Linked DNA regions of Mus musculus: region 2 is linked to region 1. Evidence: chromatin contacts called from ENCODE Hi-C or POLR2A ChIA-PET data. All regions are on one chromosome and are shown on one strand. The core of a region is the stretch at or near the end of the contact, and the rest is flanking DNA. Distances in the headings are between cores, read along the strand shown.

What was found. A loop is a pair of places that touch in the nucleus more often than their neighbours do. ChIA-PET counts read pairs that join two places held with the same protein, here RNA polymerase II (POLR2A).
Region 2: a map of T-helper 2 cell shows a loop between it and region 1 (11-fold over the local background). The contact joins the promoter of Dnpep here to the promoter of Aamp in region 1. A Hi-C loop is called at or near these places in 1 of 37 maps with a recorded cell type or tissue (T-helper 2 cell). POLR2A ChIA-PET finds 5 or more read pairs at or near these places in 1 of 5 experiments (embryonic stem cell).

What each region holds. Positions count from the first base shown.
Region 1 is chr1:74,282,473-74,289,651 of GRCm38, forward strand. Aamp (angio-associated migratory protein) reads right to left here and starts at 2,266. Exons shown (of 11, transcript NM_146110.3): 1 at 2,031-2,266; 2 at 1,414-1,569; 3 at 622-741; 4 at 1-78. The coding sequence starts at 2,151. Pnkd (paroxysmal nonkinesiogenic dyskinesia) reads left to right here and starts at 2,562. Exons shown (of 10, transcript NM_001039509.1): 1 at 2,562-2,665; 2 at 3,370-3,538. The coding sequence starts at 2,599. It overlaps Tmbim1 (transmembrane BAX inhibitor motif containing 1), which reads right to left. Exons shown (of 12, transcript NM_027154.5): 12 at 5,775-7,046. The coding sequence ends at 6,900. Gm28364 (predicted gene 28364) reads left to right here. Exons shown (of 2, transcript NR_168296.1): 2 at 1-242.
Region 2 is chr1:75,312,554-75,319,069 of GRCm38, forward strand. It overlaps Dnpep (aspartyl aminopeptidase), which reads right to left and starts at 4,464. Exons shown (of 15, transcript NM_016878.4): 1 at 4,338-4,464; 2 at 4,157-4,250; 3 at 3,988-4,076; 4 at 3,777-3,890; 5 at 3,392-3,517; 6 at 3,066-3,196; 7 at 2,792-2,867; 8 at 2,577-2,684; 9 at 1,811-1,888; 10 at 873-956; 11 at 1-12. The coding sequence starts at 4,250.

The DNA.
Region 1 (7,179 bases), core at 1,016-3,515:
AAAGACCACTCATGTCCCCTGTGGCCACTAGGGTGGAATCGTGACTGAAACCAGCGCATGTCACAGAGTCTTTGTGGCCTGCAGCAAAGAGAAGTAGGCAGGTTTTAAACTCAAGTTTGCCTAAGAGATGTACCAAGTTTGAGGCCAGCCTTGCCAACATCCAAGGCCAACCCAACTATATAACCTTTAAAAAGGTGGCAAAAAAGAACATTAAAAAATACCTAAATGTTGGGGACAAGTGACCCATGCATCTAGTCACTGTTTAAAGGCAACTGAGCAGAAAAGAAAGTAGGAGGACCTCAGCAAAGAAGGGGGCCAAACTTGCTGCAGCTCCAGGGACTAGCACTCCCGTTTCCCAAGAACAGATACTACTGGCCCCACTGTTAAGCAACCAGAGCCTATCTTCTCTGTGCCTCTGTCTACTCCTACCCCAGCACCATGCTCATCTCAGCCAGCCTCTCTTGGCCTATTAGCATGTCCTGTCCAAATGCCTGCCAAACAGTTCTTCCATTGTGGGTCCCTGAATCCGGCACAAGACAGAGGCTGGTAAACGGCAGCTGGGTATTCTCAGGGGCCCCCTGCCAGGACATCCAAAGGAACACAACCTCCCCAGCCTCTCACCTGCACACTCAAAGAGCAGCTCTCCATCACCGAGCCTCCACACGAAGGCCTTGTCGTCTTCGCCCCCTGTCACTGCCAAGGTGTTGGTTTTGGGGTCCAGGCTCACACAGAACACAGACGCTGTCCCAAGACATAGTCCATGAGAATGGGGATGGAACCGGGTTCTCACCTAGAGCTCTGTCTTTCAGAACCTTCAGGAAGCACACTCCCTTTTTCCCCAAAGCCATAGCTGCTCTTTCCTGGGACAGCTGCATCCAGTTCTTGTCTGGAGCCTCAGGTTGTTAGAGAAACCCTTCCAGAGCCCACAGAGCTGTGACCTCCTCTGGAGCATAGCCCCCTGCTGTGCTGTTCCCCTTACCACGTTCTCTGAGGTGCACAGCTGACAGGACAGGCCATACCAGGCTAGGTATGAATTAAGTTATGAGAGTTTCATGAGGCTGGCATCCGAGATTATTATTAATGCCCCTTCTGGAATGTAAACTACCTTTAATTTCCACTTAGGTTACTTCCATTCACTTTCATACAAGATTTTATATATATATATATATATATATATATTTTAAAGAATACCAAGATCCAGAAAGCTAACAAAGCTGACAGACTGCTAAACAGCAGAGGTAGGATTTGAACCCAGGGGTCACACTTAACCCCAGTGCCCTATGGCCCTTCCTTTGAATATCCTGCAGGCCAAAGTAGGTGGCTTTCACTTTGGTCTCTTATAATAGCTGCCTAGGACCAACAGGCCATACTCAAAAGCCCATCTGCACTGATCTGAGATGTTCAAAGGCCTACCTGAGTGCAATGCAAAGGTGACCTCACTATCATCCGGGCCCTCCATGCTACCGACCACCCCTTCCTGGGGTTCCAAGACCCAGCCCTCGTCATTGCCCTCTTCTTCTTCTTCCTCTTCCTCAAAGTCCACGTCTTCCATCTCCTGGGCCAGATCATCTGCTTTGAGAGAAGCGTTAAAAGATGGAGCTCCAAAGATAATACAAGGAATGGGGTAAGGGTTAAAGAATGAAAAAGGTGAAGCTAGGGTGGGTCGTGTGGCCAAAGGTTAAGATGTTGTCTCACACGTACCGAGCAGGAAGAGAGCACTTGGGGGGCGGGGAGGGGGAGAGAGGCTAGGTCTGAAGATCTGGTGTTGGCCAGCGACCGTGTGGGAAGAGAGGACAGAGGGCATGATGGGAAGGGGGTGTGTGAGGGGAAGGGCTAGGGGAGGCGTCAGGGAACCCCCACCCAGCCAGGCCTAGAAACTAAAGGTGGGGGGTAGGGGAGGAGGTCTGGGAGAGAAATGTCGGTAGGAACGACCGGTAGGGAAGGGGGGAGGGGGGACTGGGGAGAAGCAGGGGTCAGAGGCCAGGGGTGAGCGCCTCTTGTCCCGTGGCCTCAGGAGCGTCAGTTCTCACCCGGGTCCGGCGGGCCTGGATCCAGCTCTACCACCTCAATGATCTCTTCATCTCCGTGAAAGCTCAGAGTCTCCAGAGGCGGGGTGTCAGCGGCCGCTCCGCTCTCCGATTCGGACTCCATGCGGCGAAAGCTACCGATCCACTTCTCTGGGCCCAAACGCCTCCCAGAGTCAGCTCTGCGCGACGACGCGGAACTCGAGCCCCTCCTCCCGGGAGGAAGTAGGCGTAGGTGACTCCCGGCCGAAAGAGCGACGGCATCCGGGCCAATGGCGACAGTGGTGGACTAACAGAGCCGCCAATCATAAGGCAGAACTAGGATGACCAGGCCGGGGCGTGGCGGGAGAGCCCAAGCTCCACCTTACATGACTCCGCCCCCAGCTGAAGGGAAACAAGCGAGCGTGCGCGCCTCCAGGGTCTCCTGGGAGGAGTAGTTCTCCGGGGCCCGCTACGCGGACTTCTGGGAAATGTAGTTTTTGCTCTGTAGGCAGGACGGAAGGCGCGGGGGAGGCCCCTTACGCAAACTACAATTCCCGACGGGGAGCGCAGTGAAGGGGGGTGGGACCCGAACATGGCGGCGGTGGTAGCTGCTACGGCGCTGAAGGGCCGGGGGGCGAGAAATGCCCGCGTCCTCCGGGGTAAGGAGAGGGACCCTCGGGAGGGCAGGGTTTTAAAAGATTCCGTTTCCTTTATATCCCACCCAGCGCGACAGCAGGAAGTCAGCATGCCAATTGCTGCCCACACCTCTCTGCAAGATCTTAGAGAGTCTGGGGGTGAAAAGATGCTCTAGAGGTCACCCAGTCCAACTCCTGCGTTTAGGTTGCGCGGCGTGTCTAGGGTCTTATTGCTAGAGAGGGTACCAAAGAAACCTTTAGACTCCCGCGCCCCAGGGGTTTCACACTCACCGCAGTGCAGAGGAAAGAGCCCTGGGCATCTGGAGGCTTGAGTTCTAGCACTGAGTAATTAGCGGTTTGACCTTGTGCGAAGCAGCTCGTCTTCGGGCTTCAGCTTCCTCTTCGACGGGATGGAGTTAGTTATCCTTAAGGATAGCTTAAGGTCCTGCAGTTTTAAAACAGTTCCCCGGATTTCCTTCATACGTATGTCTCCGGTGAGTTCCTCTGCAGTCCTTCCCAGCCTGACTTCTGAATAGAACAGCAGCGAAGCTCACTGCCTTGGCACCAGGGTGAGGAGCCCGCAGTGACGTTTAAGTAGCCTTCCAAAGGTGTCACCCGATGGCGATTTTCCCATTTCTCTTTAGATTCTTCACTGCACTTGTTACTCCAGACTGCAGTCACTCCCCTTCCTCATCTCCCATACTGACATGCCATACTTTCATTCACAGGGATCCTCTCTGGAGCCACAGCTAACAAGGCTTCCCAGAACAGGACCAGAGCACTGCAGAGCCACAGCTCACCAGAATGCAAGGAGGAGCCCGAGCCCCTCTCCCCTGAGCTAGAATACATTCCCAGAAAGAGGGGCAAGAACCCCATGAAAGCCGTGGGGCTAGCCTGGTGAGTTTAACTGCTCCCTTTGCCTACCAGTGGGGAGTGCATTGAAAGGTGTGGGGACCTAGAAACTTCTCTGAAATGCGGGTGGAGAGCTGAATCCAAGGGAAGGAAATTGCTGGAGTCAAGGGATGGACTCTCAGAAGGGGGGGGGGGGCTAGGGTGGAAAAATATGTAAAATTGGGGGATAGTGGCTTTTCTGTGGAGCAAATTGAGCTGATCTGATTTGAATTTGAGTCACTGGATTCATCCTTCCCTTTGGGAGCAGGGGTCACATTCCAATCCCAGTAATTAAGTGTCAGATTGCGTTGTGTAGAAGCTAGACGTGTTTCTGTGAATTCTGTGGATCTGATTCTGGCCTTAATACATATTACTGATTATCACTCACTAAAGTAAAAGGAAGGGAAATTAACATTTTTTTCCATCCAATGTCTGAGGTATGACAATACTTTGCCATATAACGTTTGAAGCTTTCTGAGGTAAACCTTGCATTTCCATCCCTCCAAGGAGGGAACAGAGGCTCCCAGCTGTGATTGTCACCAGCTCTTGTGGCTTCCTGTTCTTTGGCCCTTACCAATGCCCTCTTTCAGTTGTAGCTGCTAAGACTGAGAGTTGGTCGATGTACCTTAGTGGTTGTGCACAAGCTTAACACCATAAAGAAAAATAAAGAGGTCTGGCACGGGACATGAGACAGTGTATGCAGGGAGGTCCTTTGCTAACTCAGAGCAAGCCTGGGCTACTTAGGCTATCACACAGAAGCATTCAACACAAGTGAAGAGACTCATGAATATCAGCCGTCAGAGGAGAAATGAAGAGGTAGGTAGGACCACACTGGGCTTTGAGTACTATGCCTAGGAGTTTGGAGTTGGCTAGGATGTAATAGAGCACTATTACGGTTGTCTAAAGCAGGCAGCAGCAGGAGGCTCTGGTTTGTGGGGTCCCTCCAGCACTCAGCACAAAGGACAGGTAGACGTAAGATGTCTCACCACAGCATTTGTACAAGTGACAAAGCTGGCCTGATTCTTCTAGCTCCTCTGGCTCAGTGCCAGTCCCTGCCCAAACCCGGTACACATCTCCCCATCCCTAGGGCCATCGGCTTCCCCTGTGGTATCCTCTTCTTCGTCCTCACCAAGCAGGAAGTGGACAAGGACCGATTGAAGCAGATGAAAGCTCGTCAGAACATGCGGGTGTCCAACACGGGCGAGTATGAGAGCCAGAGGTTCAGGGCTTCACCCCAACAAGCCCAGTTCCCTGAGGTTGGGTCTGGGGCCCAGACCTGAGTGAGGATCACTGCAACCTTGTGCTAGACTATTGACTGCCGTCTTGTGTGGCCATGGCTCCTGAGGCCCACCAGAGGGCGCAGGATGCCCAAGCTGCTGCCAGCACCCAACTCTTCCACACCGTGGAAGGAGCCAAATGCAAATAAAGTTATTAAGTACTGACACGGAAAGGAGGCCAGGTTGAATTTGTAAGTTCCCAGGAGGGGCGGGTCAGAGTGGAAATAGCTGCTCATTCCCTGTTCCCTCACTGACCCATCTGTGTTCCCAGATGGCTGACGGAGCCACGGCAAGCCTAGGAGCAGGCTCTGGAGACCCAAGTCTTAGAGCCACTAGTTAGGAGGGTAGCTACCCATTGCAGCTGAAACTGGTTAAAATTAGTCAGGCGTACTGGTTAAAATTAGTCAGGCGTGGACATCTTTAATCTCAGCACTCAGGAAGCAGAGGCAGGTGGATCTCTGAGTTTGAGGCCAGGGTTCCAAGACAGCCAGAGCAAAATAATAAAGAGACCTTGCCCCCCCAAACAAAAGAAACCAAAAATCAAATGTAGCATTCAGGATGTGGAAGAAAATTTAAAATTAAAAAAGAAAAAAAAAAGTGCATCTAAATATGTCAACCTCTCTGGGCCATGTTTTCCTCCTTTGTAAGAGAAACTAGTTTCCAAGAGATTCTAAAGCTATGGTCTAGCCCCTTTCCTATAAAGATGGAGCTTCCCGGGGGAGTTAAAGCTAGGCAAGTTTTACAGAGGGTTCATGGCATACACGTGATCCTGCGGGGTGGCTGAGAAGCCCCTTCTGGAGCCAGTGCTCCTGGAGCCAGTGCTGCAGACTTGAGCTCCGTTCCTCAGGCAGCTTTTACCATTGCAGCAGCCTGTCTCACCCACCACCAAGAACTGTTCAGGAAAGTCTTTCTTCCAAATACTGGGTTCCCACCTTAGAGTTAAGAAAGCCACAGCAACTCAAGGGTCTTCCTGCCAAACATAAAACTTTATTACATTTCTAGTTGTGTCCCTCTGTGATATATTCAGAATCAAGTACTGGACAGAATAGCTCTAACTATGTCCTTGGGCTAGTAAGGTTTCTACCCCACCTGATAAACCGGCTTCTGTTCCCATCCTGGTACCAGCCGGAGGAGGCACTTGGATTACATAGAAAGCAGCAGCTGGCTTGAAGAGGGGGTTTTAGTCTGAAATCTCCCAATGGGAATACAGAACAGATTGAACTTGTGTACCAGAGTAGACTTCAGTGTTTCTCAGACCAGAGAGGGCACCCAAGGCGCTTTCCCTGTCCCCACTTATCTCTCACCCAGACTGCTTCCCAGCCACACCCAGAATCCCACAATCCACCTCTGTGTGTCAGAGCAAAATAGGAGGTCCCTCTAGGTCCGATTTTAAAAGCCTCAGAAGGCCCCAAGGCACTTTGGGTCTGGATGGTAGCCAGGCTGGGCGCCAGGCAGGGTGGATGCCATTCTGGTTTAGCCCCCATACTGATGAAACTCTGCTCACTGTCTTTTTTCCCCTAGCCAGATAAATAACTGATACATGTTACTGGAAGATGGGGTTGGAACAGAGAGACCCCAGGGCACAGATCTCTTCTAGCTTCTAAAGCTAAGAGATGCCAAGCCTAAAGAGTTCAGACAGCATAAGTGGCCTATGAGCACTGGAGCTGGAGGCAAAGCATCTGGCTTTATTGGATCCAGGAGGGAGACAGCTCCAGCTCCTAGCCTAGAACCCTGTGGCCGAGGTGGGAGGGGAGCCTCTTCCCCTCAGAGCTCCTGTGTTCACAGGCTCCCTACTCCCCTACACACACCCACACACACCCACCCACACACACACACAGAGTTTGGTGCATACTCGTCATGGGTAAAGGGAAGGAGATACACCTTCAGACTAGTTCTTACCAAGCCCACCAAGGGCTAAGAGGTGCCAGTGATCCCAGCATCATGGCTCTCACTGAACACAGCCAGAGGTCCTCCCATCCCCAGGACGGAGAGGAAACTGAGCAGATTACTTGAGGGGAGACGGGACCTAGGGCCCAGCCCAATAGGAAAGGGTGAGTCCCAGGCCAGTGAAAGGGACATCTCTCTTTCTCTCAGTCTCTACTTCCTACGAGCTGGAGCACGAACGTGAAGATATAGACTATATCTGTGTAGATCTGTAGGGCGCCTGTGATGTAGTCCTCCGGGCTGATGGTGTGCTTCCGGTTCCCCAGGACCAGCTGTGTGTCATAAGCCAGGAACTGCAGGGAAACCAGACATGAGTGCCAAGGAGCTCAGTGTCCAGGGTTCACTTCCTGTCAGCACGATGTCCTGAGAGCCCTGGGCCAGCCATATAGCTCACTAATGGAGTCAGTCACTAGGGAGGAGTGTGCT
Region 2 (6,516 bases), core at 3,214-5,713, 1.0 Mb after region 1:
CTCTGACCCCACCTGGAGATGGCAGAGATTTGACTGTGGGAATCTGGACATGCGCCTGGACTGTAAAAGTGTTCAGGATGGCCCGGGATCCACCTGAGTCACTTGGTAGAGAGAAGTATCCTTAGAGACTCTCCTTTCTGAACATATGACAGTAGACTAGGGCCAGACTAATTCCCAGTCATTCATGGACTAGAAATAGCATTTACTGATGGAGGTTTCCACACTGGTCCCCCACATTTACACCCAGGGCTAGGCAGGTGTTAAAGCTATATAACTAACTACCCAGCTAGAGACAGCATTCCCAGTTTCCTTTGTAACTGAATGTGGCCACACTGGGTTCTGTGAATGTGAGCAATAATGAATTCCATTTCCAGACCACACTCTTGAAGACAAAGGCATCTATTCTCTCTGCCCTCTCCTTTACTGCTGACTGGGTATAGACATGATAGCCAGAGATGGAATAGCCAACTAGCATAATAGACCAGAGACCTATCCAAACCACTAGCTGACCCAGGGAGTTACATGAAAGAGAACATCTACCTGTCAAGCTCCACTATAGCATCTCAAGATTACAGCTAAACAACATAGCTGACAACCCGCTATGTGCCAAGCCACAGACCTGAAAGGATGACCTGTGTAGTGGCCCCATCCTTGGGGTAGGAATGCAGCAAGGTACACATAGAATACAGGCTATGGAATCCATTATAAAAATCTATGCAGGGCCAGGAGGGAACAAGTGCTATGGGAGCACTGGCAGCTCTCCTTCCTCCCTCTTTGGGGCCTCTAGAATGCCCTGGCTCGCTCTGAGTGTGGGCCACCAGGCAGTTACTGACTACTCCACTGAGGGACCTCTGCCCCAGCCCTCCACATACCTCTTCATTGTCGTAGAGTGTGACCATGCGCACATGTGGATCCCTGGCCAGAGAGGCAGGGGATGCACAGGAATCAATCAATGCCTAGATGGGGAGGAGACAGGCTCATTATCCCTGACCTTTGCTTCTTACAACTTTGTCTGCCAGGACCTGGGAGGGACATGCTGCCCTGCCAGGGAAGTGGGCTGGGCTCTCGCAACCTTTCTCTTAGGGTCCTGCCTGGCAGGTGGAGTAGGACCTTTCTAGTGGGATAAGTAAATCCATTCTCTGAGCATTTGCTCTCATACACTCCCATGCAGAAGGCAGGAGGATAATGTTGAAGACAGACTGAAACTATAAGTCCTGGGAGGCCAATGATTATGAAGATCAGTCAAACTGATGGGCTTCTGTTAACAGCTCTAGACATGTCCATGAACAACCCAGCTGGCTGGCTCAGAAGCAGACACAGGCCCCGGAGCTACAGTTACCACCCAAAGCCTATCTCCAGTCACAGACAGGCAGGGAAAGGCAGGTTAGAAAGCAGAGGAGGGGCAAAGGGTAGAAAGCTGAGAAACAGCCTGACTGGGGGAGAGAGACAGTGAAGAACATGAAGGTGACCAAGAGGTACAGACAGCCCTACTGAGGTCCCAAGGATCCCAAAGAAGGCTGGCAGGGGACAAGGAGGAGCTTTAAGTCAGAGGCAGAATGAGAGAAGCAGAAGAAAGTGAGAATTGTTTTTCATGGTGGCAAGGCCTGTTTTCAGACAGAGGTCATTAAGGAAAAGTAAAAGACACCATGGCACCCTGAACACTGTCAGCTCCTGGTCCCAGAGCAGCACAGTAATAGTGATGTCAAGGCTACAGTGCATGGGCCCTTCCCAGTGCCAACAGGGTGAAGGCCTGGCTAAGCAGCCATGTCTCCCCAGCTCTCGTGCTGCCTGGGCTGCTCTGGCTTCTCACCTGCAGGGCACAGAAGCAGCTGTGCAGATTGTCCAGTCGAGGAGCGAAGATGAACTCTTCATAGGCTCCACCCAGGACCTAGAAAGACAGGAGGAACACCTAAGTGCCCGGGCCCTCACCACTTCTCCCTGTTCCCAAGGGCCAGAGCAACTCTTGACTGTTGGCTCAGGAAACTATTCTTGCTGTTCAGCAGAGAATGAAGGCCAGGAAAGGGCATCCTACAGCATCTGACTTGTCTCAGAGGGGCAGGCCAAAGGAGGGCTAAGTGGTCAGTCACCAAAAAAAAGAAAAGCAGCCAGCGATGGTGGGGCACACCTTTAATCCCAGCACTTGGGTGGCAGAGGCAGGCGGACCTCTAAGTTGGAGGCCAGCCTGGTCTACATAGTTCCAGCATAGCCAGGGCTACACAGAGAAACCCTGTCTAATAAAAACAAAACAATGCCGACTAAAAGGAAGAAAACAGCTAACACAAACATAGGACCAAGGAGCCAAAGACTAGCAGCTCCCTACTTAGCACTTGGAAGGCACCAGGCCTCTTGCCCTCAGAGGTTCAGAGCAGACAGGGGCCATGTCACACATCACCCCCAGTCTCAGTAGGACGGTCTTCTGGGGAGATGCTCTGCTTATCTGGGAACTACTGAAAGCAGAGGAAGTGCCACCAACTGGGAAGAACAAGGATGAGACTAACTGAGGAGCTTCGGGGATATGCTATGGCTGACAGGGACCCTGGAGGACCCCACCACGAGGGCCTACAGCCACTCCTTACTGCAGGCTGGGTGTCTGCCAGGCAGAGCTCCATCTCCATGATGCTGTCAGGACTCAGGCCCAGATGGGTACAGAGCAGGGACATGAGGACCGAGTGGTGCCGCTCATCCTGTAAGGCAGGGGATGTTGGAAGGTGGACCTGCTCATCCTTTGCCCCTCTAGGGGACTGGTCTGCTCCCCTCTGCCCACCCTCTCCGGGCCAGGGGAGCTTCTTACAGTGGCACCGAGAGGCCCTGGTTCAGGAGTCCCTTTCTCCAGCTCTTCCTGAACTGCTGTGGCAAGAATAGGGACTCTGTGGGGAAATGGGTTGAGAGAAGGGAGAGGGACAGCCATGAACTTCTAGTCCTCCGACTGATTCCCAGCGCACTCCCCAAATGGATAGAACTGGTTTCCAAACGTGGAACTTGACCACTAAGGGGTGGTCCTCTGTTCCCCAGTGCCATATCCCACCCTCACAGCCATCACAACCCTGGCTCGAATGTGGACTCACAGGTGGATCTCTGTGTTGGGCCCAAAGTTCTCATTGATATTTCGCTGCAGATGGATGGCCAGATGTGGGATGCGCAGGATGGGCCGTTCTATATGGACGAGCCTCTGCTCCAGCCGGCCTGAGGTAGGGCACTGTGGCCAACCGGCCAGGTCAGAACTGGGCACCTCCCAAATCCAGCTGATAAAATCCCTTACTAAACCCAGAATAATCATGTCCCCTCTTCCCCACGAGGACTCTTCACTGGTACACTTAAGAAATGGGAAGACATTCAAGCTTCAGGCTGCCGGAAGTGAGAGCCTCCCCAGTTCCTAGCCCCTCGATACCACCTTGATAATGACGCGTCCAGCCAAGGTCAGGTCCCGGTCGAACCATGTGCTCCAGATCCCACCGCCGTAGGTCTCAACACCGACCTGGTGGTAGCCCACCTGGCTTCGGCGCGATTTGCGTTTCACCTGAGCGTAAGAATGAGAAAAAAGGGAATGTCTGAAAGACAACATCTGGAAGGGAGACTCAGGCAGTAAGTTATACAGAGCAGATAGCACATCAGTTGACAGCTGAAAGTGTATGTGGGGAACATGAGAGCATGGGGCGGGTCTACCTTCTTCCCGGGACCTTGGGATAGGGCCTTGCAAACTCTACCTCCAGGATCTCTTCTTCCCAACCGCCCCCCCCCACACCTCCCTTCAGTCCAAACAAGTCCTAACTTCTTACCCTGAGACAGGGACTGTCCGTGTGGGCCCCAATGAGGCTGAAGCCATTGCCAGGAACATACTGGCCCCCCACAGCAAAAGCAATGATGGAGGAGGAGTTTCTGGTTAAGAAGTACTGGGGGAGAGAGTTGAAAGACAGGGGCGTGAGTTGCTTTATGATCCGGGACACAGGCCTTTGCAATAGTGTCTGCCCCCACGCTATCCCTTAGTACCTTGTTTTCTGGTACGATATCCCAGCCCTCTGTTTCCTTGAGTTCACGGAAGCCAGCCTGGAGGAGGCGGCTGCGGCACTCAGCCACGACTGTAGGAAAAGGGCTCTCTCAGCGATGGAAGTTGGTCAAGTCACTCCCACTCCTAGCCTCCCTAACCCTGGTCACCTACCGTGGAAAGGAGAGGGACTCCGGTTCACGAACTTCAGGAGCTCTCGGGCTGTGGCCTGGATGGCCTCTTTCCGAGCCCTGCCGTTCATAGCCATCTACAGGGAGAAGTGGAGAGTTCAGGTGGCTGCCGGGTCTAGGATCCCTCTTTCAGCCCCCTAGAAATGAGAGCCCCAAGGCTCAACCTCTGCTTCCGAGGACTTCACTGGCGACAGATGTGGATTCCTAGCTCGATCGCTCTCGGCTCAAAGGTTCAGTCCCAGGGCAAGAGGACCTCCACCCAGTTTTGTCCCTGGAGTACAGGATCGGAAAGGCCCGCCCCCTAATCAGATAATCCACGCCCCGCCCAGCTAGGAAATCCCGCCTCCAAGAGGACCTCAAAGCTGGAAAGGCCACTAGCCGGCGCGCCACCGTGTCCGGAATCAAAGCACCACTACACCTGTCCCTTAGCCCCGTCAGTCACTAGACAGCCCTTCCGGCTCCGGGAAGGTCAGGCCACCTCGGAGGGTTTCAGTTTTACTTTGAAACCGGAGTACGCCCGTGTCAGCGCCGCCTTAAGCTTAGCTCCGAAAGGGCGCGCGGCCTGCCACCGAGCCGAAGTGGAGGCGGGACCGGCAACAGCAACACACCTGCATAGCCCCACCGCACTCCGCTCCAGGAGCCGGACTCCGGCCCGCCCCTGACGCTCCGCTCCTCCCTCCCGGATCAGGCCTCGCCTTCGCCGAGCTGTGGGCTCCGCCTCTCGTCAGGCCGCACCGGGACTCCGCCTCTACCAGGCCTCGCCCCGCCCCCGCTGCTCCGCGAGCTCCGCCCCTGTCAGGCCTCGGTCGGGTTCCGCCCCCTCCCGCTACTCGCTCAGCTCCCGTCAGGCCTGGTTCCAAACACGCTGACTGCTCTGTGCCAGTCAGGCCGCGTCCCGCCCTCACTACTCCGAGAGCTCCGCCCCTGTCAGGACGCGTTCCGGTTCCGCTCCCGCCTCACCGACCCGCCTTCCTCCAATCAGGCTGCGTTCTAACCACGTGGACTAGTCAGCTCCAGTCACACCGCGCCCCGCCCCACTGTTCCACTAGCTTTGCCCCGTTAGGAGCCACGTCTCATGACCCGCCCTCATTGCGCCACTAGCTCCGCCCCGTCACGCCTACTCTCCAGACCTTGTCTCCGCTGTCCGGGCTTCCTTGGCAGGCCCCGCCCCTGATGCCTCTCTCGCCCCGCCTCCATCAAGTCGAGTCCTCCAGGCGTTGACCCCCCCCCCTCCGCCCTTTCCTTTGTCAGCGGCCTCGAAGCCGCTGCGAGGCGTTCCGCTCCTGGAGCACCCTCAGGCAGGACGGCCCACCGCGGCGGCGGCAGCGCGCTCTAGCGCCCCGGTGGTGTTAGCACAGCCGCTGACTTCCATGAGTTTATGTTATGATAAACGTTATCGTATGTAATTCTCACAATTTTACTGTCAGCATTTTGTAGACAACGGAATTATGAGAGTAATCTGTCTCTAGTTACAAATGGATGGCACAGCTGGGCTTATGACTCCATAAATTAGTGTGCAGAGCCTAGAACAACTGCAAGAGACTTTCGTAGGCTTTTTTCTATCCTCTTTGGTTAAATGTTATGCTACTTAGTAGGTCTCAGAGGAACACAGAAGTCAGTGACCTTTTCAACACAGCTGTTTGGGTGGCCCTGAGGTTTGATTCTGATACTCATGATTTTTTTTTTCTTTCAGACAGGATTTCAGTTTTGTTCAGGCTTTTCCAGAGCTCACTATGTAGCCCAGGCTGGCCTCAAATCCATGGCAATCCTGCCTCAGTCTTGCAATTGTTGGAGATACAGGCATGAGCCGCCCCTACTGGCTCTTTCTACTCCTTAAAGCAGTTGAGGGGGGCAATTCCAATATTATGTTTCCATGTCAAGAATGTTGAATAGCAATCTTAAAACTCATCCATACATCGATGGATCAGGACTCTTGTGGCTTTGAGGTTCAAAACAGAGTCGACCTACCATGAGTGTAAAAATAGTCTTTCCAGGGATCACAGGTCTCTGGGGTGGGGGTGGGGGGCATCTGTTGCTTTTATACTTGGGATGGAAATGAACAGGGATAGATTCTGGAAAGGTCCTGCCACCCTCACTTCAAAGGGGGCAGTTTCAAGATCCGTTCAGTGGGTGACAGACTACATCTGTGTAGCTTCTTAATCATCCTTTAGATATCATTGTATCCCTACTCATTTGTACAGTTAATTAATTACTCATTAATAATTATGTAAGTCGCATTATGTATGAAGCTGAGTGCTAAGTGGACCATGGGAAGGATGTTCTCATCTGTTCTCTAAGGTCTGGTTACGTGGGGGAGGGGCTACATTCTAAGCTACTGATAGC